Regions from separate parts of the Homo sapiens genome. Here region 1 is linked to region 2. Evidence: chromatin loops called from intact Hi-C (ENCODE). Cell type or tissue: heart left ventricle. All regions are shown on one strand. Links, peaks and the distances in the headings refer to the core of each region. The heading gives the core; the rest is flanking DNA. Region 1 overlaps ACVR2B-AS1 (ACVR2B antisense RNA 1). Region 2 overlaps XYLB (xylulokinase).

The links. Hi-C counts contacts between places; a loop is a spot of excess contacts. Peaks named below come from ENCODE experiments on the same cell type or tissue, not always from the same donor. Only the 100,000 strongest peaks of a DNase experiment are listed, where the experiment ranks them.
Region 1: it touches region 2 in a loop (1.8-fold over the local background); 1 of 110 quality-filtered maps calls a loop at or near these places.

The regions. Positions count from the first base shown.
Region 1 is chr3:38,440,623-38,452,260 of GRCh38, forward strand. It overlaps ACVR2B-AS1 (ACVR2B antisense RNA 1), which reads right to left. Exons shown (of 2, transcript NR_028389.1): 2 at 10,405-11,638. It also overlaps a transcript of XYLB not described here. Among named protein-coding and RNA genes, the nearest start is that of ACVR2B, 7.4 kb to the right of the region's middle. In heart left ventricle, for the core only: no CTCF peak of the experiment used is centred there; no DNase peak of the experiment used is centred there.
Region 2 is chr3:38,392,847-38,404,484 of GRCh38, forward strand. XYLB (xylulokinase) reads left to right here. Exons shown (of 19, transcript NM_005108.4): 16 at 2,659-2,717; 17 at 4,226-4,313; 18 at 8,045-8,139. Among named protein-coding and RNA genes, the nearest start is that of XYLB, 52 kb to the left of the region's middle. In heart left ventricle, for the core only: no CTCF peak of the experiment used is centred there; a DNase peak (open chromatin) is centred at 4,729.

The DNA.
Region 1 (11,638 bases), core at 2,723-6,722, 48 kb after region 2:
AGGCTATAGATTGTCAGTGGCCTCAGTGCTTTTGGGCTACGCTCTTGGTTACACTGACAACAAGGTGGTATTGGAGTGTTACAGGGTTACAGAGAAGACCTTCAATTATCAATTATAGGTTTTAAATTTACCCTGGTTTTTAAAGGAATAGGGTACACACTTTTTTCTTTACTACTTCTATCTCTCTCTCTTTCTCTCTCTTTCCTTCTCTGTCTCTTTCTCTCTGACTTTCTGTCTTTGTCTCTTCCTCTCTCTCTCTCTCACTCCCTTTTTGTCTCTCTGTCTCTTCCCCTCCCTCTTTCCTTCTCTCTTTGACTTTGTCTTTCCCCTCTCTCTTTCCTTCTCTGACTTTCCGTCTTTCCCCCTCTCTCTCTCTTTCCTCTTTCTTTCTCTCTTTGACTTTCTGCTGGTCTTTCCCTGCCTCTACCAGCCGCTTATGCTGCTATTCTCCCCTATCCTTCCTCATGGCTTTGGCAGTGTAAGACTGCCACCTCCTTGGGTTTTTGCACTGTAATAACGCCATGATTTCCTTGTGATATTTAATGGGGGTTCCCCCAGAGGTTAGGAACTCCCTTTCTTTCCATATTGCAGCATGGGCATGTAGGATTAGATAAGCATACTTGCTATCTATATACACATTTATTCTTTTTCCCTTTCCCAGTTCTAAGGCTCACGTAAGTGCCACTAGTTCTACTAACTGATCGCTGGTCCCTGGGGGAAGAGGCTTACTTTCAAGTACTGTTACATCACTAACTATGGCATAACCTGCCCTTTGTATCTTATTAGCCACAAATGAACTTCCAGCAGTATGTAAGTTAAGGTCAGGATTAGCTAAGGGGACTTCTAAGAGATCCTCTCAGGCAACATAAATCTGGACTATAATTTGTTGGCAGTCATGCTTGATTGGTTCTCCATCCTCTGGGAGAAAAGTAGCAGGGTTGAGGGCTGCACACATGCATATTTGAAGCACCAGTCCCTCAAGGAGTAGCTCCTGGTATCTAAGCCGGTGGTTGTCTGATAGCCATAAACTTCCTGTGGCACCTAGTATGCCATTTACACCATGAGTAGTCCAGACAGTGAGATTCTTTTCTTGTATTATTTTGATAGCCTCTGATACTAAGATGGCCATTGCCGCAACTACCCATAAACAGTGAGGCCAGCTTCTTGCTACTACATCAATTTCCTTACTTAGGTATGCCACTAGTTGTAGGGTTGTCCCACGAGTCTGAGTAAGGACTCCAAGAGCTAATCCTGCTCTCTCTGTGATATATAAAGAGAGGTTTTGTCCTGTGGGAAGGCTTAAGGCTGGAGCTTGTACTAGGGCCTGCTTTAAGGTTTTGAAGGCTGTTTCTGCTTCTGGTTCCCATTCTACTAGATGAGTATTTGCCCTCTGGGTCTCCGTGATTAGAGTATAGAGTGGTCTGGCCATCTCGCTCTATCTGGGGATCCATAGTCAGCAAAACCCAGTGATTCCAAGGAACCCCTGCAATTGTTTTAATGTCTTAGGGCAAGGACAAGCCAGTATAGGCTGTATTCATTCCTTGCTGAGGGCCCTGGTTCCTCTGGCTAAGACTAGGCCTAGCTATTTGACTTGTTGTAGGCAGAGTTGGGCCTTCGATTTAAATGCTTTGTACCCTTGATTAGCTAGAAAGTTTAAGAGACCTAGAGTAGCCTGCTGGCATGAGGCTTCTGAACTGGTAGCCAAAAGTAAATCATCCACATGCTAAAGGACCAGAGTGCCTGGACTTGAGAAGTGGCCTAGAACTTGGGCCAGTGCCTGACCAAACAGATGAGGGCTATCCCTAAACCCTTGGGGCAAGACCGTCCACATAAGTTGGGATGTGTGGTCTGTGGGATCCTCAAAGGCAAAGAGAAACTGGGAGTCACAGTGCAGGGGAATACAGAAGGCATCCTTGAGGTCCAGAACCATGAACCATTCTGCTTCCTCTGGTATTTGAGAGAGCAGGATATAGGGGTTGGGTACAACTGGATATAGAGGAATTACTGCCTTATTAATGCGTCTAAGATCTTGCAGTAGTCTCCACTGACTGTTCTGTTTTTCTACTCCTAGAATTGGGGTGTTGCAGGGACTGCTGCATTTTTTTTTTTTTTTTTTTTTTTTACTAAGACTTGAGCTTTTAAATGTCTAACAATATCCTGTAATCCTTTATGAACTTCAGGCCTTAAGGGATATTGCGTTTGATAGGGAAAAGTGGTGGGGTCTTTTAGCCTGATTTGGATTGGGCGGGCATTTTTGCCCTTCTGCATTGTCCTTCCAATGCCCAGACTTCAGTGTTGATTCCCTCCTTAAGCAGGGGACAACAAAAGGGTAACTTGTTCCCCATATTCACGTAGATAATAGCTCCAGCTTTGGCTAATATGTCCCTCCCTAATAAGGATATGGGACTTTCAGGCATAACAAGAAAGGCATGTGAAAAGAGCAAAGTCTCCCAATTACAATTGAGGAGGTGGGAGAAATACCTGGTTACAGGCTGTCCCAGGATTCCTCAGATGGTAATGGACTTTGAGGACAGCCGACCAGGGCAGGAGATTAACACTGAGAGGGCCGCACCAGTATCCAAGAGGAAGTCAATTTCCTGTCCCTCAATAGTTAAATGTACCTGGGGCTCAGTGAGGGTGATGACATAAGCCGGTGCTTGTTCCAGGCACCCTCAGTCCTGTTGTTGGATCGGCTGGTTGGGGGATTCTGGCCTAGAGAACATTTGTCCTCTGGGGCAGTGTGCCTTCCAGTGATTGCCTCGGCATAGTGGACATGGGCGAGGGGGAAGCTTGTTTCTCACTGGACAATCTTTTTTAAAGTGTCCTTGCAAACCACACTGATAACAAGCCCTACCAGCTGATTGGCCTGCTCTATTTTCTGTCCTCTCTGAACCACCAGGGTTTGTTTGTCTGAGGGCCATGACTAAGGCTGTGCCCTTTCTCTGATTTCACTTTTTCTTCTCAGCCTGTTCCTCTTGGTCCCTTTTATAGAACACTGAGGTTGCCATGTTTAATAATGCCTCCAGATTTTGTTCAGGGCCTAGGGCTTTCTTTTGGAGCTTTCTCCTGATATCTGTGACTGATTGGGAAATAAACTTATCTTTTAGGATAAATTGACCCTCGAGGGAGTCAGGTGACAGGGGAGTGTATTTTCTTAAGGCCTCCTGTAGATGCTCAAGGAAGACAGAAGGATTTTCTTCCTTTCCTTGAGTTATGGTGGACATCATTGAATAATTCATGGGCTTTTTCCTAATTCTCCTTAGTCCTTCTAGAACACAGGTCAACAGATGTTTGCGACACCAGTCCCCATGATCTGAGTCTAGGTCCCAGTGGGGATCCATACTGGGGATGGCTTGCTGACCGGTAGGGAATTTGTCCCTTTCTTCAGCTGTCATTCTATCATTTACTTGACTAAAATACCAGGTATCTCCAAACTCTCGGGTTGCAGCTAAAGCCACATTCTTTTCATTAAAGGCCAGGGTTTGATCTCATAGCATGACATCTCTCCAAGTGGGGTCAAAGGTTTGCCCTAGACCCTGTAGGACATCTATATACCTATCAAGATCATCTGAAAACTTCCCCAGGTCTACCTTAATCTGCTTTAAATCAGAGAGGGAGAAGGGGACATGTACCTGGATTGGGCCAAATTCCCCTCCCCCTACAGTTTGAATGGGACATAACTGATAGCCTGGGGGTTTTTGTGGTCCTTTGGAGATTTCTTTGCTTGTTTCCTTCTGGGCAGAGAAGATTAGAGGAGGCTTATCATTAATAGGAAGGGGAGCTATAGGGAGGCTAGGATAATGGGGGTAAGCTGAGAGGTCCTCCTGTGGAATGAAAATTGCAAGCTTTGCATAGTTGTGGATTCTCCTTCAATGAAAAGAAAGCTTGGACATAAGGTATTTCACTCCATTTGCCTTCCCTCTTACAGAAAAGGTCAAGCTGCAGGATAGTATTGTAATTTACACTCCCCTCAGGTGGCCATTTTTCCCCATCAGAGAGAGAATATTGGGGCCAGGCCATAGTGCAGAAAAAAATGAGTCACCTCTTTATCAGGGTTTGCGGGTCAAATTGGTCCCAGTGGCTTAGGATGCATTTCAAGGATGAGCCTGTTGATGCCTGAGTGTTTCCCATCTGAAAGAAAAAACCGCCCATGGTTTTGGTTTGTTTCTGCCCATGCCCCCCCACCCCTGGCCTGCCCAAGAATCTGCAATGGTCCCTGGACCCTGCTGATCAGAATAGTTGTACTCACTGATGCAGTAGCAGAAACACTAGTTTTCCTCCTAAACCACAAGGAGGACTGAGGAAGGTCGGATTTAGTGGCCCTTACCGACACATTCTTGAAAACCTGCACCCTTGCCTTCCCTCTTAGACCGCAAAGAGGACCAAGAAAAATCAGGTTTAGTGGCCCTTAACAACACATTCTTGAAAACCTATTAGAGTCCTAAGCATTTTCTCCTGTTAGTATTGGGACCTTACCCCTTTCCTATAAAGATGATATTCCCCAAAAATGGAGTGGAGGGCCATACCCTGAGGGAGGGAAGAGATCTCCAGGGTTGGAAGAGTAATGCCTTTTGTCCTTACTTCTCATCATATGGATAGGAAGGATATAATTTCTGAAGCTCCCCATATAGCCTTTGTTAGGCCTGCTTGTCTGAGGAGGGATCCTAAAAGGATAGTTGAACTCCCCCACGCGACGGGGCTTTGGGCAAAAATTATGTCTAATTGGTGAGCCTGGGTGCCTAAAGAAGGGAACAGAGTCATGAAATTTATACTAGACATCATTCTTATAGGAGAAACTAGAAAAGCACCAGAAACAGGGAGTGCTTTCTAAAAGCGGGACTAGTCTCGGAGAAGAGAGGCAGGAGGAAGTTTGTCTGACAGGCATTAGGACCCAGGAGGCAAGGGTCAGGATAGATAGGATAGATGGGCAAGTGTTGCTTGGGCAATGTAACTTTGAGAGTTCCACTCATGGCTACATGGTCAACCAACATTTTGTTGGGACCTTGGAGCTGAATGGCTTTCCTTTCTGTCAACCCTTGGGTCAGCCCAGATGTACAGGAAAAGTGGAAGCTGGTTCCAGGTAAACCAACGCTCCCAACTCCGAAGAGTCAGGGTTTGTTAGAGAGCCCTTTCCCAGAAAGCCTGACACCCATGTCTTTAGTCCGGTGGCCACGCTAGTCACTTTTAACTGGCTGACAGGTGCCTGGTGTTTAGTCCCTGAATCCTAAGGAAAAATAGGACAGAATAGCTAGCGAAAGGGGTCCAATGGTACTCACTGCTTGACGATAGTCCCTTCTTGGTCACCAAGAAGTGTCTGGAATTGGTTCCTTCTGGTGGATTCTTGGTCTTGCTGACCTCAAGAATGAAGTCGTGGACCTTTGTGGTGAGTGTTACAGCTCTTAAAGGTGCCACGGACCCAAAGATTGAGCAGCAGCAAGATTTATTGTGAAGAGTGAAAGAACAAAGCTTCCACAGCATGGAAGGAGACCCAAGTGGGTTGCTGCTGCTGGCTGGGGTGGCCAGCTTTTATTCCCATATTGGTCCCCACCTATGTCCTGTTGATTGGTCCATTTTACAGTGTGCTGATTGCCAGATTAGAGTGCTGATTGGTCCATTTTACAAACGTCTAGCTAGCCACAGAGAGCTGATTGGTGCATTTTTACAGAGTGCTGATTGGCACATTTTACAGACTTCTAGGTAACCACAGAATGCTGATTGGTGCATTTTAAAATCCTAGCTATAGAGCACTGATTGGTACATTTTACAATCCTCTTGTAAGACAGAAAAGTTCTCCAAGTCCCCACCCCATCCAGAGTCCAGCTGGTTTCACCTCTCAGTAGCAACCCTGAGTGAAAAGAACAAAGCTGGAGGCATCACATTACCTTACTTCAAAATATATTACAGGGATGTATTAACAAAAATAGCATGGTACTGGTATAAAAATAGACACATAGACCAATGGAACAGAATAGAGAACCCAGAAATAAAGCCACATATTTATAGCCAACGAATCTTTAACAAAGCTGACAAGAACTTATATTGGGGAATGGAAACCCTCTTCAATAAATAGTGCTGGGAAAATTGGGTAGTCACATGCAGAAGAATGAAACCAGACCCCTATCTCTCACCATATACAAAAACCAAATCAAAATGGACTAAAGACTTAAATTCAAAATTTGAAACTATGAAAATACCAGAAGAAAACCTAGGGAAAACTCTCCTGGACATTGGTCTAGGCAAAGAATTTATGACTAAGACCTCAAAAGCACAGGCCATAAACACAAAAATAGACAAATGGGACTCTATTAAACTAAAAGGCTTCTGCAAAGCAAAAGAAACAATCAACAGAGTAAAGAAACAACCTGTTGAATGGGAGAAAATATTTGCTAAGTATTAATCCAACAGGGGACTAATATCCAGAATATACAAGGAACTCAAACAACTGAACAGGAACAAAATCCCAAATAATCCCATTAAAAAGTAGACAAAGGACATGCATAGACATTTTGAAAAGAAGACATATAAATGGATAACAGCATATGAAAAAATGCTCAATGTCACTTATCATCAGAGAAATACAAATCAAAGCCACCATATAATTATCTTATCCCAGCTGGAATGGCTACTATTATAAAGACAAAAAATAACAATGTTGACGAGGATGCAGAGAAAATGGAACTCTTTTTTATTTTATTTTTGGAGACAAGGTCTCACTCTGTTGCCCAGGTTGGAGTGCAGTGTCACGATCATGGCTCAGTGGAGCCTTCACCTCCTGGGCTCAAGTGATCCTCCCACTTCAGCCTCCTGAAGAGCCGAGACCACAGGCATGCACCACCACATCTGGCTAATTTTTTTTTTTTTTTTTTTTTTTTGTAGATACAAGCAGGGTCTCCCTATGTTGGTCCAGGATGGTCTCAAACTCCTGAACTCCAGCAATCCTCCCTCCTCGGCCTCCCATAATGCTGGGATTACAGGCATGTGTCACCACATCTGGCCGAAAAGGGAACTCTTATACACTGTTGGTGGGAATGTAAACTAGCACAGTTATTATGGAAAACAACCGTATAGAGAGTTCTCTAAAAACTAAAAACAGAATTACTATGTGATCCTGCAATCCCAGTATTGGATAGCTACCCAAAGGAAAAGGAATCAATATATTAAAGGAATACCTCCATTCTTGTTTATTATTGCACTATTCTTAAAAGAGAAGATATAGAATCAACCTAAGCATTCATCAACGGATGAACAGATAAAGAAAATGTAGTATATATACACAATGAAATACTATTCGGCCATTAAAAAGAATGAAATTGGCCAGGCATGGTGGCTCATGACTGTAATCCTAACACTTGGAGAAACTGAGGAGGAAGGATTGCTTGAGCCCAAGAGTTTGAGACCAGCCTGGGCAACATAGTGAGACCTTGTCTCATAAATTTTAATTAAAAAAAAAAGAAACCCTGTCATTGGCAGCATCGTGGATGGATCTGGATATATCTTAAGTGAACTAAGCCAGGCACAACAAGACAAATATATATTCTCACTTATATGTGGAAACTAAAATATTTTATTTTATGGCAGTAGAGAGATAGATAACAGAGACTGGGAGGGGTGAGTAGGGAGCTGGGGTGGGTGGGTGAAGAGAACTGGGTTAAAGGGTACAAACATACAGATAGAATAAACTCAATGTCTGATAGCTGAGTAGGGTGACTATATTTAAGAATAATGTATTGATCTTGGGTGATGGATACCTAAATGCCATTACTTGAACAATACACATTATATACATGCAACAAAATTTCTCATGTCCTCCATGAATTTGTACAAAAATACCTGTAAAAATCAAATTAAACTAAAATCCTTGACTGATAATCCCATTATCTCTGTCACTTCTGTATCTGTTCCTATTGAATGATTTTTCTGCTTCTTTTGGGTCACATTTTCCTGCTTCTTCCTATGCTTAGTAATTCTTTTATTAGATGTGGGCATTTAAAATATTTTTTTACTGAGTGTCAGATTGATAGAATTTCTTTAAAAAGTGATGGTTCCTCTGGTGGGTAGTTAAATTAACTTATAGATCAAGTTGATCATGTCAAGGCTTGTTCCTTTAGCTTAGTATTGAGGTTTACAATAGCCTTTATTATCTAGGGCTGGTTTAGCTCCACTATGGAGTGACTCTCTGGGTCTCTACTGAATGTTCTGAGTTTTCCATGAAGACTCCAATTTTGCTGGGTGGAGCTAAACATTTCCCCATCCTGTGTGAATTCTTGGAGGTTCTCAGGTATGTCATATACCCTGTTGTATCCTGCTCCCTCTTGCGCAGAGGCTCGCCCACACAGCTTTTGTTGCTATTAGTAGTTTGTCTCTATTTGCTTGTATTTTGATGTTTTGAGGGAAATCCTGTCACCTGGTTTTTCAGTGAGTGCACTTGGATGGTCTGGTTTTTTCCATACAGTTGCTCTGTGTTTTTCATTTTTATTTATTTATTTATTTTAATTAATTAATTATTGCTATTTTGTGAGACATTCAAGTCTTGCTCTGTTGCCAGGCTGGAGTGCAGTGGCATGATTTTGGCTCACTGCAACCTCCACCTCCTGGGTTCAAGTGATTCTCCCACCTCAGCCTACTGAGTAGCTGGGACTACAGGTATGTGCCACCATGCCCAGCTAATTTTTGTATTTTTAGTAGAGACAGGGTTTCACCGTGTTGGCCAGAATGGTCTCGATCTCTTGACCTCGTGATCCACCTGCCTTGGCCTCCCAAAGTGCTCAGATTACAGGCGTGAGCCACCATGCCCAGCCTTATTTTTATTTATTTTTAACAAACGGGGGTCTCACTATGTTGTCCAGGCTAGTCTTGAACTCCTGGGCTCAAGTGATGCTCCTGCCTCAGCCTCCTGATGTGCTGGGATTACAGGCATAAGCCATCACACCCAGCTTACTCTGTGTTTTCATGTGAAGATTTTGAAAGATTCAAAAACAATGCAGCCAACAACCTAACCATCATCTTCCCAGTCTGGTAGAAGTTTTAAGGGCCAGCATTTACCATGCTCTCTTTCCCTTGTCTCTCCAATAGTAGAAGCATGTATCAAAAGGTAGCCCTCTTAGTCTGTGTCCCTGAGTTATTACAATGAGTAGAGCTTGTTTGTTGACCTCCAATGGATATGTATCACGAGAAAGATATAAATTTTGTTATTTTAAGCCATTAAGGTTTTGGGATTTTTCCATTAGCACAGCATAATCTAATCTCTCTTGAGAGATAGTGTTAGCTTTCTACCCAAGCCAATTCATTTTTTTGACCTCAAGTAACCACCATTAAGTTAAGAGAAAGGGGCGGGGAAAGTACGAGGTCTAGGAAGAAAATAAATAAGGCAAAGAAATAAAGCACTTTGAGAACTGTGTCTAGGAAATAACAGATAGCTTATTAAGTCTTGGGGGAACTGTATTACCAAAGAAAGTATACACTGCCCACCCCTCCCCCAACAATTATACACTGTGAATGGTACTCTCATAAAATTGTTTAATTTCGTATTGCTATGCCTAAATTACCCACTACAGTGAATGTCTAACCAGGGCCTCTCAGAAACTGAGAGAGGGTGAGGCCACTTATATTTTCTCAAATGAAGAAATTCCCAAATAACATTATAAAAACTGTGGTTACTTTCAAAGTTTATCTTGCTAAATGAATGTATTTAATCCCTTAATAGAATTCATTATAATTATATAGATGCCAAGTCTTATTACAATGCTATAGTTTTCCATCTTCTTCCATAGCTTGATACTAAAGAATGTCATGTTCAACTGATTCTTCTCAATTCCTTGGTTTCTGGTCTTGATTGTTGAAGGGTGGGGAAGCCAGGGAATAGTGGTCCTAACACACTGAATGCCTTAATGGCAGAATTCACTGCCATAAATTCTACAGCAGACATTTGGGGTTTCAGATTTTTTTTGCCTTTCAGTTTTTGGTCACCCGATGTCTGATACCAAATGTGATATTTAGCAATCTTGTAGTCGTTCAAAAGAACAGAAAACCCAAATAGAACTCGTTTTTCAAATATCCATTATCACCTTTCTCAACCAGCCTAGTATTTGCTTGATGAGCTCATGATCAAAATGATGGCAGGGAATCACTTTGGTTACTATATGGAAGATTTATTTAAGGCAAGAATGAATTCAGAGGACCAGTTAAGCTCCCTTCTGGTTCACTGCTATTGCAACAGTCCAGATATAAGACAATGTTGCAGTAGTGTACATGGAAAAAAGTAGTCGGATGGTGGATACACTTTTGAGGCTATTTTGCTGATGGACTGTATATGGGAGGAATCAAGTATTGTTACCGAAACACCAGGGGTTTGGTCTAGGTCCTGCTGCTCGGTGCACAGAAAGCCAATCACTGAGATGACAAGTATTGCCAAGGAAGAAGGCTTTAATCAGGTGCTGCAGCCAAGGAGATGGGAGTGCAGTCTCAAATCCATCTCCTTGACTGACCAAAACCAAGGGTTTATATAGCAGGAAAGAAATGTAACAATATGTAAGAAAACAGGAACATGGGAGGGGCAAGGAAGCAATCATGGTGACTGAGGGGCCCAGCATCTAGTGCAGTGATCTGGTTTCAGTTCTTTTGATACTTTTTATGGCTTCAGTTCTTTGATACTTTTTGTGAGAGGCCTGAAGGTCCTTTCCTGAGGAAGGAACTCGGATAAAACAAGTAAGTTTCCAGCTTTAACTGCAAAAGGGTCAACTTCTATAATCCCAGCACTTTGGGAGGCTGAGGCAGGCAGGTCACCTGAAGTTGGGAGTTCAAGACCAGCCTGGCCAACATGATGAAACCCTGTATCTACTAAAAATACAAAACTTAGCTGGGCATGGTGGCGTGCCTGTAATTCCAGCTACTTGGGAGGCTGCGGCAGGAGAATCACTTGAACTCAGGAGGTGGAGGTCGCAGTGAGCCGAGATCGTGCCACTGCACTCCAGTGAGGGCAATAAGAGCCAAACTCTGTCTCAAAAACAAAAACAAAAACAAAAACAAAAACAACTGTCTATGGGACTCTTTGGCTGGTTTCAGTAGGACTCATAAGGTTCTGATTTGAGCAATGGTGTAGTTGCTTATGCCATTGATTCAGACAGGGAAAACTGGGGAGGAGATTTACGGGGAAAATGAGGACTTCTGCTTTGGCTAGGTCAAATTTGAGATGCCTGATAGGCTACCAACTGCAGTTGTCAAGTAAGCAGTTGGATATAAATTTGGGGTTCCCAGACAGGTCAGAGTGGAAGACACAGATATTTGGGCAGCTTGGACCACTCTGAGTCCTTATTATGATACCTGACCTGGTATGGAGTAGAAGAGAGGAACCAGCCAATCTAATTTTTGGCACATGGATAAAAGTCGATACCTTTCAGTCCATATTGGAATGGAGATAACGATTTATACTCCCTAGAAAAGACACTTAAACTGGATATGGAATTACTTCCGTTATCACAGTCTATCACTGTGGCCTCCTGTGTTATTACCAGATACCTTATACACAGCTAGGGTGTCCCATACAACACTGCTTCTTGCTTGGCACACAGTCGCATAGTATTCAATCCTGTGTTAAATGGCTTAGATAATAAGTCACCTGTAGGGATTATAGCAAGCAGGG
Region 2 (11,638 bases), core at 2,894-6,893:
TCCATTTTATGCTTTTGAGATATTGTTTAAGAGATTTCCCCCCACTCCAGTATCACAGAAGTACTGTTTTATGTTTCTCCTGTTGATGTTACAATTTTACCTTCCACATTTAGGACTTTGATCCATCTGAAGTCTTTGCGAATGATGTAACTTGGGATCCAATTTGATTTTTTCCACATGTTGATCCAGTTTTCCAAACACTATTTACTAAGTGGTCTGTTTTACCCCATTACTTGTAGTGCCCCCTTTATCATTTATCCAGTCCCTATATATACATGGGTCTTTCTCTGTACTCCCTTTCATTTTTTTTTTCCTTTTTTTGGAGACAGGGTCTCACTTTGCCGCACAGGCTGGAGTGCAGCGGCGCGATCTCAGCTCACTGCAACCTCCACCTCCTGGGTTCCTCCCACCTCAGCATCCCGAGTAGCTAGGACTACAGACAACGTGCTACCATGCCTGGCTAATTTTTAAATAGTTTTTATAGAAACAGGGTCTTGCCATTTTTCCCAGGCTGGTCTCAAAGTCCTGGGCTCAAGCAATCTACCTGCCTTGGCCTCCCAAAGTGCTGGGATTACAGGCATGAACCATGGCACCTGACCTGCACTCCTGTTTCTACTTCATGGGTTTATTGGTCTTGTTCTTGGGGCAGAAAAACTGTTGTATTATTGTGGCTTTGTAGTATGTCAGTATTAGTTGGCTAGGGCTGCCATAAGAATGTGCCACAGAATGGGTGGCTTAAGCAACAGAAATTTATTTTCTCACAGTTCTGGAGGCTAAAAGTCTGCGATCAAGGTGTCGGCAGGGTTAATTTCTTCTTAGGCCTCTTTCCTTAGCTTGTAGATGGTCACCTTCTTCCTGTGTCTCCACATGGTCTCCTCCTGTGTGTCCCTGTGTCTTCATTTTCTCTTCTCATAAGGACATCAGTCATACTGGATTAGGGCCCACCCCTAATGACTTTATTTTTAACTTAATTACCTCTTTAAAGAGGTAATATCTGTCTTTATCTTCAAATACACTCACATTCTGAGAAACTGGGGTTTAGGACTTCCACATATAAATTTAGGGTAGACACACTTCAGCCCATAATAATGTTTTAATATGTAGTATAGCAATTATCCCCTCCTTGCTTTTCTTTTTAAAATATTGTCTGAGCTGTTTATAGGTCTTCATTTTTCCACAAATATTTTATAAGAAATTGGTCTAGTTCCTTAAAAGAGTCCAGCTGGAATTTTTATTTAGGTTGAATAGGATGTATACATTAATTGGAAAAGATTGACATATTTATAATGTTAATTCATATTCATTCAAGACCATGGAATATCTTTTAATTTATTTAGATATTCTTTTTTGTACTTTAACAACAATTTCAACTTTTTCTTAATAGAGACTTTTGAATTCTTTGTTAAGGTATTCCCTTACATGTAAGTCTACCTTACATTTCTGGTTGCTGTTGTGAAAGTTAATTTATATATTTTCTATTGTATTTGATAGTTGATTATTATTAGAAATGCCATTGATTATTATAAGTTGATTTTGTATCTGGCAAACTTATTAAACTCTTGTTAGTTTTATTAGTTTGTTTATTCTTTATTTTTTCCAAATAGATGGACTATTGTCTGCAAATGACAGTTTTCTTTTCCTTTATTTCAATACTTATATATTTTAGTTGTTTTTGTTATCTTATGGCATTGACTGGTAGATCTAATACTGTGTTAAACAGTGGACTGGATACTGTGAATCTTTGTTTTGTTTGTAGTTGTATTAGTTATCTATTGCCATGTAACAAATTATCTCAAAATTTAGCAGCTTAAAACAGTAATAAATGTTTATTCTCTTATACAGTTTCTTTGGGTCAAGAATTTGGTTTCAGCATGGTTGGGTGATTCTGATTGAGGATATCTCCTGAGGTTGCAGTCACAATGTCATCTGGGGCTGCAGTCATCTGAAGGCTTGACTGACGCTGGAGGATCTGCCTCCAGGCTGGCTCACTCATGTGGCTGTTGGCAAGAGGCCTCAGTCTCCTGCCATGTAGACCTCTCCCTAGGGCTGCTTGAGTGTCTTCAGGATGTGGCACTTAGCTTTCCCCAAAGTGAGTGATCCAAGAGAGCATGATCTGTGTCAGAGCGAGATGGAAGCCTCAATGTCTTTTATCATCTAGTCTTGGACTTCATACTTCATCATTTACACAAGGTTCTATTGGGTATACAAGTCGGCCCTATTGAATGTGAGGGGGGACTACTTGAAGGTGTGAATATCAGGAGGGAGGGATTATGTGGAGGCCATTTTGGAATCTGGCTGACACACCAGTCTGAAAGAAAGTGCTTCTAAATCTCTGTTAAGAATGACATTTGTTATAAGTTGTGGATATATGACTTTTATCATTTAAGGAAGTTCCCTTCTCCTGTTTTGTTGAGATATTTAAAACAAAAAAAGTATTAAAGACAGTTAAGGTGGGTGGGGCAGCAACCTTACAAGCAAATGAATGTGACAGGCCTGCACACACAGAGCCAGCTTTGGATCTCTCCCGTAGTCCTGTGTGATAAGTGGGAGGCATTGGCCCATCATGAGCCCTCTGTAGCTGAAGAACTCTGCAAAAACAGCCCTTTCTGCCTTGGGAGAACTGGCATAGCTATTTTACTTTTTTCTTTTCCCTTGCAGTGTCCAAGACAAAGATTTTGGCCACAGGAGGAGCATCTCACAATAGAGAAATCTTACAGGTAAGCGTTAGTAGTGGGCCTTACACCATGGCCTCTCCCATATCTGTTATGTCTAAGAGCCAGAGACTGGATAGGAAGGACAGCCTCCATTCCCACTCCTGCAGGAATGGGGAGCTCTTAGCTCACACTCCAGGAAGCAGCTCTGTTGCCTTACAGCTCACACTGTGAGTGGGATCTGTCTCACATGCAGGTGAATTCTATGGCTGTGTACAATCCACTCTCTGATACCAGCACTGTCCTCTGGAGTCACATGGAAAGTGCCTGTTCTTCCACATGGCAAACCTTCTCACATCTAGTGCCAGTGTTCTTGTCTTCCTCAAGGCCTCTGCCTTCCAATGTAACCATCGCTGATTCTCCAACCAGTCCTCTTATAACACAGTTGCCAGACTGTTACTGTCCTTCTGGTCCTTCATTATGCCAGAAACATATGACCAAAAGTAGAATCAACCTGCAGATGTCTGACACTCAGACTGTCACCTGTGGGGCTGTCAGAGCCTGTTATGGAGACATTGTGCATTTTTGGGTGTAGCCTGGGGCTGCCTTAACTGTTAGAGTAACTGTATTAGCTGTTTGCTTGTGACTACCTATCTTAGGTAAGATTTTTCTAGAAACAGAGCCTGAAATGGGAATTCTTCTATAAGCAGTTTGTTGAGAGAGTACTCCCAGGAAGAAGGAAGTGAGGGACTCAGGGCAGTGCAGAGGAAGAAGGATAAGTGAGGATATGGTCTTGTCTGGAGTCTACTTCAGCTCCATCCTGGTGGGGAGGTGGGGCTCTGGAACATGAATTATACCACAGAGCTGATTTTACCTTGGGACAAGGGGGCCAACAGGCCACCCTGGGGAGGTTAAATCTCCTGTGAGCGGTGGCCTATGCTCAGCCAAGGTCAGCTTTCTTGAGGAGGTAGTGCTGCAAGCCATTAGTAGCCAGTACTCACAGCAGCTGGGGCAGGATGCACAATGGTCCAGTGAGGGGGATCTGGGTCGGCATCAGTGGCATCTACTACAATATCTCTGGTCAACTAAGACCTCCCCCAAGTTCTTTCCATGTGAACTCCTCTTAGTACAGGTCCTCCATTTGAAATGTATGCAATTTATTTGTGAACCTAAATGGGAAACTTCACCATTATGCCCATGAAACATGCTCTTGTTAGCTTGGGTTTGTTTGGGCTTGTTAATGTTAGTCTAATACCCAGCTGTCTCCAGCCCTAGGTCAGTGCCATTTGCTAAACATACTTCCTAAATCTTCTGCCTTGTCTTTGGTGAAATGGCTAAAAAGTACAGGGACAGCCTGGGGAGCTGTGGCTCTCCACTACGGACTTCCCCCAGCTCATCCTGACTCTATTATCACCAGGGTAGCATGACCAAGCATACTCCTCTTAAGGCAGTCGAGGTGGAATGGAAGGGGTCAGAAGACATATGAGGGAGAGAGCCTGGAAAGTGCATCCCACAATGTCTGTGTTCCCTCTGAGGAATGGCTCACCACAGTAGAACCTCTGTGTCCTTTTCAGGTGCTTGCAGATGTGTTTGATGCCCCGGTGTATGTTATAGACACTGCCAACTCGGCCTGTGTGGGTTCTGCATACCGAGCTTTTCATGGTAGGTTGATGGAGGGAGACAGCTATCTCTGGAAGTGGCCAGGACATGGGGTGGGCTGAGGAGGGTGGAAAGGGGAGAGTGAGGTGTACCCAGTCTTTGGGGACATTGGAGTCTTGGGGACTTCAGCTTCATTTTTCTAGCTCCCAGCAGGTGAGAACCAACCCATACTCTCTGTTCCTTTATTCTTTGCTTAAAGTGGAGAAAAAGAGGCTGGGTCCTAACTGAATGAGGTCTGGTCAGAGTTAAGGTCAGCACAGGGACATGGGAAAAGAACACAGGGCATGGTTGAGAGCACGTGGGCATGAGTCTGGACAGCTAGAGGGCAGGAGAGGTGGACAAAGTCCAGAGCCGTCTTTTCAGCAAGAACAGAAGTTGAAACAAAGGGGAAGGCTTCAGGCCCAAGCAGTCCAGGACCCTGGACAGCACCATGGAGCCCTGTTGCCCTGTTGGAGGCCTCGCTAAAACTCTGGGTATTAAGGGAAGCTCCCCGATCTAGGCGAGTTCTGGCAGGAGCAGCACCTACCTGCAAGGGCAGTCCTTCAAGTTGGATCAATTTGCTCTGTCTCCTGCTTGCTCAGGGAGCTCCTGTAGCAGCCCAGGTGGTTCTATTCTTTTCATATTCTTAACATTTAACATACCTATTTCAGCTTATATTTTTCTTTTCTTTTTTTTTTTTTTGAGACGGAGTCTTGCTCTGTCACCAGGTTGGAGTGCAGTGGTGCAATCTTGGTTCAATGCAAGCTCTGCCTCCCGGGTTCACACCATTCTCCTGCCTCAGCCTCCCGAGTAGGTGGGACTACAGGTGCCTGCCACCATGCCCAGCTAATTTTTTGTATTTTTAGTAGAGGAGGGGTTTCACTGTGTTAGCCAGGATGGTCTCGATCTCCTGACTTTGTGATCTGCCCACCTTGGCCTCCCAAAGTACTGGGATTACAGGCGTGAGCCACCGCACCCGGCCTAAGCTTATGTTTTTCTATCAACGTTGAGAATTAATCAGGCAACATATCCTTCTCTCAATAATTAACCTTGGCCGGGTGTGGTGGCTCATGCCTGTAATTCCAGCATTTTGGGAGGCCGAGGCGGGTGGATCACAAGGTCAGGAGTTCGAGACCAGCCTGGACAATATGGTGAAACCCCATCTCTACTAAAAATACAAAAATTAGCTGGGCATAGTGGCACACACCTGTAGTCCCAGCTACTCGGGAGGCTGAGGCAGGAGAATCGCTTGAACCCGGGAGGCAGAGGTTGCAGTGAGCCGAGATTGCGCCATTGCACTCCAGCCTGGGTGACAAAGTGAGATTCCATCTCAAAAAACAAAAAAAAATAATTAACCTCTTACTCATTTATTCTCTCCCCACCCCATCTACCTCACCCTGCCTCATGCCATATCCTATATCAAGATCACTTGGGAATTTATTTCCAGATTCTTATATTAAGTACATTTAATATTATATTGGCTTTTATTCACACTTACCTATGAGTCTGCCTGCCTGCCTGCCTGCCTGCCTGCCTGCCTGCCTTCCTTCCTTCCTTCCTCTGTTTGTTACTTTGTCTTTTTTTTTTTTTTAACTTCCTGACATTTCGGTTGGGTGCAGTAGCTCACGCCTGTAATCCCAGCACTTTGGGAGGCCAAGGTAGGCGGATTATGAGGTCAGGAGATCGAGATCATCCTGGCCTAGAGGGTGAAACCCCGTCTCTACTAAAATACAAAAAAAAAAAGAAAATAGCTGGGCATGGTGGCGCACGCCTGTAGTCCCAGCTACTCGGGAGGCTGAGGCAGGGGAATAGCTTGAACTTGGGAGGCGGAGGTTGCAGTGAGCTGTTGCAGTGAGCCGAGATCGCACCACTGCACTCCAGCCTGGCAACAGAGCAAGACTCCATCTCAAAACAAAAAACAAAAAAAAACAAACTTCTTCTTCTTTCTCCTTTATTTCTATGCTGAGGTTTTGTTTTGTTTTGTTTAAGACAAGGTCTCTGTTGTCCAGCCTGGAGTGCAGTGGCGTAGTCATGGCTCACTGCAGCCTCGACCTCCTAGACTCAGGTGATCTTCCCACCCCCACCTCAGCCTCCCGGATAGCTGGGACTACAGGCACACACCACCACACCTGGCTAATTTTTGTAGATATAGGGTTTCGCCATGTTGCCCAGGCTGAACTCGAACTCCTGGGCTCAAGTGATCCCACCCACTTCACCCTCCCAAAGTACTAGGATTACAGGCATGAATCCTAGTGCTAGGATTACCGCACCCAGGCTGTATGGTAGTTTTGTTGGAATATACAACCTAAATAAATATTTTAAGAGAGAATTCAATAGGTGATGGTTTTGAGGCCTGACATGTCCAACAAGGCCTTTGTTTCATCCTCCCAAATACTGGCTGGGTAAAAGACTCTATGTTCAAAATACTTTTCCTGAGAACTGTGAAGATACTCTTCCATAATCTTCTGGCCTTCAGGGTTGCTGATGAGAAGTATGGGGTCTGCTTCATAATTCTTTTGTGGAAGTGGGAAAGGAGTTTCCCTTTAGGGACTTCACTGCCATCCTGCACTGTGTTTTGTTTTATTCTTTTTCCCTTTCTGTGCTTGCCAAAGGGTACCTGGGCCACTGCCCTGCTCTGCCCTCCAAAACCAAAGCCCGAGCCAAATCTTAGCTCACCAGTCCCTACCCAGAGGGATACTAACCACTTCATTTGGAGATATCTTCTCCCCATCTGGGTCTGGGGATGACTGTCTTGTGTAGCCAGTCTGCGAGTATGAGTGGAGATGGAACCAGAGTCTTTTGATTAGTTTCTCTGCTGTCCACCCCACCACCATTCCAGTCCCTCATCCATTCTGCTCTGAGCTGGGATTTTCTAGCATTTGGTTAGGAAAACTGGTCCTCACATCTTCAGAGGGCCCTTCTTCACTCCTGGTGGTGGTGGTGTTTGTATATCTGACGCTACTACCTACCTTCCCTAGAAATTGCTCATTGTTTCTTGCCCACCAATGGCAACCTTCCCCCTGCTACTCATTTGCTTGGTGAGTAATTATTGAGTGCCCCCTGTATGCCAGATGGTGTGCTAGGCACCATGGTTATAGTGGTGACCCGGAGAGACACAGTATCTGGCCTCGTGGACTTTACAGCTCAGCAAAAGAGGGATCTTAAACCAATAATCACTGAAATATATGGGCACAAGTTGGGAAAAGTGCTCTGAGGAAAAGCAGATGGTGCTGAGCGCTAAGGAGGGCCTCCTGAGCAAGTGATGGTCTTAGGTGCATCTTAGCTGAGGAGAAGGGAACAGGCATGTGAAGAGTGGAAAGAACATTCCATACAGTGAAAAGGCTCTGAGGCAGAATGAGTGGAGAGAAGACCAGGCTGTCCAGAATGTGGTGAACGAGGGGAGAGAGGAGGGGCAGGCAGACCCTTCCCCATCATATGTCGAGGTTACCCGACCTATTCCATGAAAGGCACAACCACAAAGAGAAAGACAAGCTGGGTCCTGCTGGAGACAAGCCTGCACTTGCCATTTTTTTGTTTTGTTTTGTAATTTTATTGAGGTACAATCTATATGACATAAAAATCATCCATTTTAAGTGTCCAATTCATTGATTTTTCATAAATGTACTGAATTGTGCAACCATCACTATAATCCAGTTTTAGAACAGTTTGCCACCCCAGTGAGATCCTTCGTGGTGTTTTTGGTTAACGTCTTCACTTGCAACATGCACTAATGTGAAGTGACCTTTCCCTTCTAGGTCTTGCAGGTGGAACAGATGTGCCCTTTTCAGAGGTTGTGAAGTTAGCTCCAAATCCCAGACTAGCTGCTACCCCAAGCCCGGGAGCTTCTCAGGTGAGAGACCATCGGAATTTGTTTGTAGCATTTGCATTATGAAAGCCCGCTAGGGTTTTTTCCCCCACCAAAAGGTCACCTACATTGAACGTGATGTGCTCAACTAAAGGAGAAATTCTGCTTTATTGAAATTATCAAGAAAATGGAGCTAAAGGGCCATGTTGTCAGCTGCAAGTCACAGATACTGCTGATTTTACAGCCAGGGTCAGATGGATTGCTGGGCATATTTGTATTGCTTCTTATGCCTCACGGTGGGCCCTTCCATGTCACTGGGCTATAAAAGCTACTGAAAGGATCCATCACTGAAATTCAAGACATGCTGGGTTTCTAGCACTGAAATCTCAAGTCTAGACCCAAGATAGCTGTGCAGTCACCCAGGCCAGGAAATCCCTGTGAAGGCAGACCTCACTTGTTGCAGGTTGGGTCCCTCAGAAAGCAGAGTCTGAGATGTCAACTAAGATATATGAGGTTTATGGGAGTCGGGGGAGTTGCTCTTGGAATCCACAACTGCAGAAAGGAAAGGGAGTAGACAGGATTGGACAGAGGGAGAAGGTGAGCAGCAATGCAATTTCTGGAGCCTAAGCTATTCCTACAGAAAGCTCCGAAGCTGAGATGACCTTTAGAGTTTTACCCAGTTGGTCTAAGGGGCTGGGCCTTTATACCCCATGTCAATCAGTCATCACATGTGGGCCACCCCAGGATGGGGTGAGGCAGCTCTTTATAGCTAAAGCAGTCTCCAAAGTGGGCTGTCAGCTGAGGGCTCTCTGCCAACAGCACTCCCATCAGTTGGGAGAATAAGTTCTTCATTCCCGAGGTGAATCTGGATGGCACACCATAGCATCCGCCACACCACTGCACCTATTTACAGAAGGGTCTGGCAGCCCAGCAGCAGGGGTGGGTGCATCTTGTAAGGAACTGTGAAGGGTCTGAGATTTACCTGACTTGCAAGCTAACAAGTGAGCCTGCCACCATTTTGTAGCGGCAGGCAGAAGACACGGGACTCCTGGATCAGAGACAAAGGGCTTTATTATGATGAACCATGATGAACTCATGGTTCATCAGGAAGCATGAGCTTCATGCTTGCCTCATTTTCCCTTGGCCCCCAAATTCCACAGGGTGATGCAAAGTGGGCCCAGGTGGATACTGGCACATAATAGTCTGTGATACAACTAAATGATCCCGAGCATAGAAAACTCCCAACCTTGTAAAGAAACTGCGAGCAAACCTGTCTAAACTTTGCCACCAAAGGAGACATTATCCTTTTTATTCTTGTCAGCAAACAGATAAACATTCTCTCCAGTGTCTCTGCCCTGGAGAGAGACACTATCTTTATGTCTCTATACTTTACAAACATCCTTGAAAAGATGGTCTGAAACGAAAGCTGTCATAAGACATGTAGAAACACTATGGAGAATTGTCTCCCAGCATATCTTGGAAGCAAGAGCTCATGCTGTCTAGAGCAGACAAACCACACACATAGGTGTGCCCAAGCATCTGTAATTTTTCTGTTTGTGAGAGGCTATTTTTCTCTCATGTTCGAGAGGCCACTCGATACACTGGAAAGATTCAATGTCGAGATAAAGGACATTTAAGTTCTGATTCTTATTCTGCTTCTCCTTCACCATGAGACCTTAAGCAGCACTCCTTGTCTCCAGACCTCTGTTTGTTTATCTGTGAAGTGGGCACACCATCTGTCCTGCCTCCCTTTAACTTGCTAATTGTGAGGCTTAAAAAGAATCCTTGACCAAAATGGCTTTATAATCTAATAGGAAATCTGGGGGTAGAATTGGTTCAGTGGTTCAACATGAGAACTCTGGTCATCTTCCCTGCAATTCCTTAGGTCAGCAGTGGACAATGGGAACATAATGTGAGCCACATATGTCATTTAAAATATTCGGTTGCCTCATTTTTTAAAGTAAAAGTAAAAATAAAAATAAATGATTAAAATTAATTTTAATACATTTTATTTAATCCACTATATCTGAAATATTGTCATGTCAACGTGATAAATTTGAAGTTACTAATGTGGGGCCGGATGCAGTGGCTCACACCTGTAATCCCAGCACTTTGGGAAGCCAAGGTGGGCAGATTGCTTGAGCCCAGGAGTTCGAGACCAGCCTGGGCAGCATGGCAAAAACCGTGTCTCTACAAAAAATTAAAAAATTAGCTGGGTGGGTATGTGCCTGTAATCCCAGCTACTCGGGAGGCTGAGGTGGGAGGATTACTTGAGCCCAGAAGGTGGAGGTTGCAGTAAGCCAAGATCACACCACTGCACTCCAGCCTGGGCGACAGAGACCCTGTCTCAAAAAAAAAAAAAAAAAGTTACTAATATGATATTTTACATTTCCTTTTTTGCATGAAGCTTTTGAAATTTGGTGTGCATTTAACACTTATAGTTCTGGGCATGCTTCAAGTATGCAAAGGTATACATGGCTTGCAGCTACTGTATTGGATAGTGCAGCTCTGGATGTGCTCCACATGGTGACAGGACAGCTATAGCTGCCCCAAACATCATGTCTTCACAGCTGTATTCGAAGGCAGGGATCAGAAGGTGACATTGGGCAGAGAGTCTCTCCTCACACACCTCTTGCTCATCAGGGAGAAAAATACTGGCCTATCCCTCCCCTATCCCACACACGCCCAACAGGCTACCACTTGGTCATATGGTCAATTCTGGTTGTAGGAAAGTCTAGGGTAGGGTCTGGCTCTTTCATTCTATCTAGAAGGAGGCCAGCAAGGAGGAAGATAACTGGGGAAAGTTTTAGGGCAGCACAGCAGCGTCTGCCTCATCTAGAGTACGGAGTGGCCAATCCTCTGAGCTGTATGTGCCTCATCACTCTCCCTGGCCTGCCCATGGCCGAAATCACTGACAACTCATGGAACCCTTTACCATTGGATCCAAATGTAACCTCAAAAGCCCACCCAACAGCAGGTTGCAAGCAGTGACAGTCTATATGATTGTCAGCGTATGTGACTTATATGCAGACTGAATTTGTGGACTAGAGTTAAACTTCTTGAGAGCAGGGCCACATCCTTCATTCTCTCTGTGGCACCTACAGCACTGCTTGTGCTCAAGGGGAAACTCAAAGCAGTAAGAATGTTTTCTCCCTTAGCTCAGCTGAACGTTGCAGTTTCTCCATGAGGAGAAATCAAAGCCCCTTAGCTTTGTTCTCTGACTCCTTAATGTCCAATACAGGCTAGGACAACCTTAGGCCCCTCGCCTGTGGGCCTCTTTATAAAGGGTCACCTGTTATCTTTTGCTTTATTTTACTCATGGGGTCTATTCCCAAGTACTTCACAAACACATAATTCACAGGGTAGAACCAGAACATCAGCTGTGTCACCCTCATTTGGAAGAGCAAAGGAATTTATCTCCCTAAGCCCTTCTAGGCAGCACAGACTTATCGTGGACTCAGAAGCCAGCAGGCTCCTTCTCTCTGGCTCTGACACCCTGTGTAACTGTCCCTGAGCCTTCTCAGACAGAGCTGCTCCAGCTGCA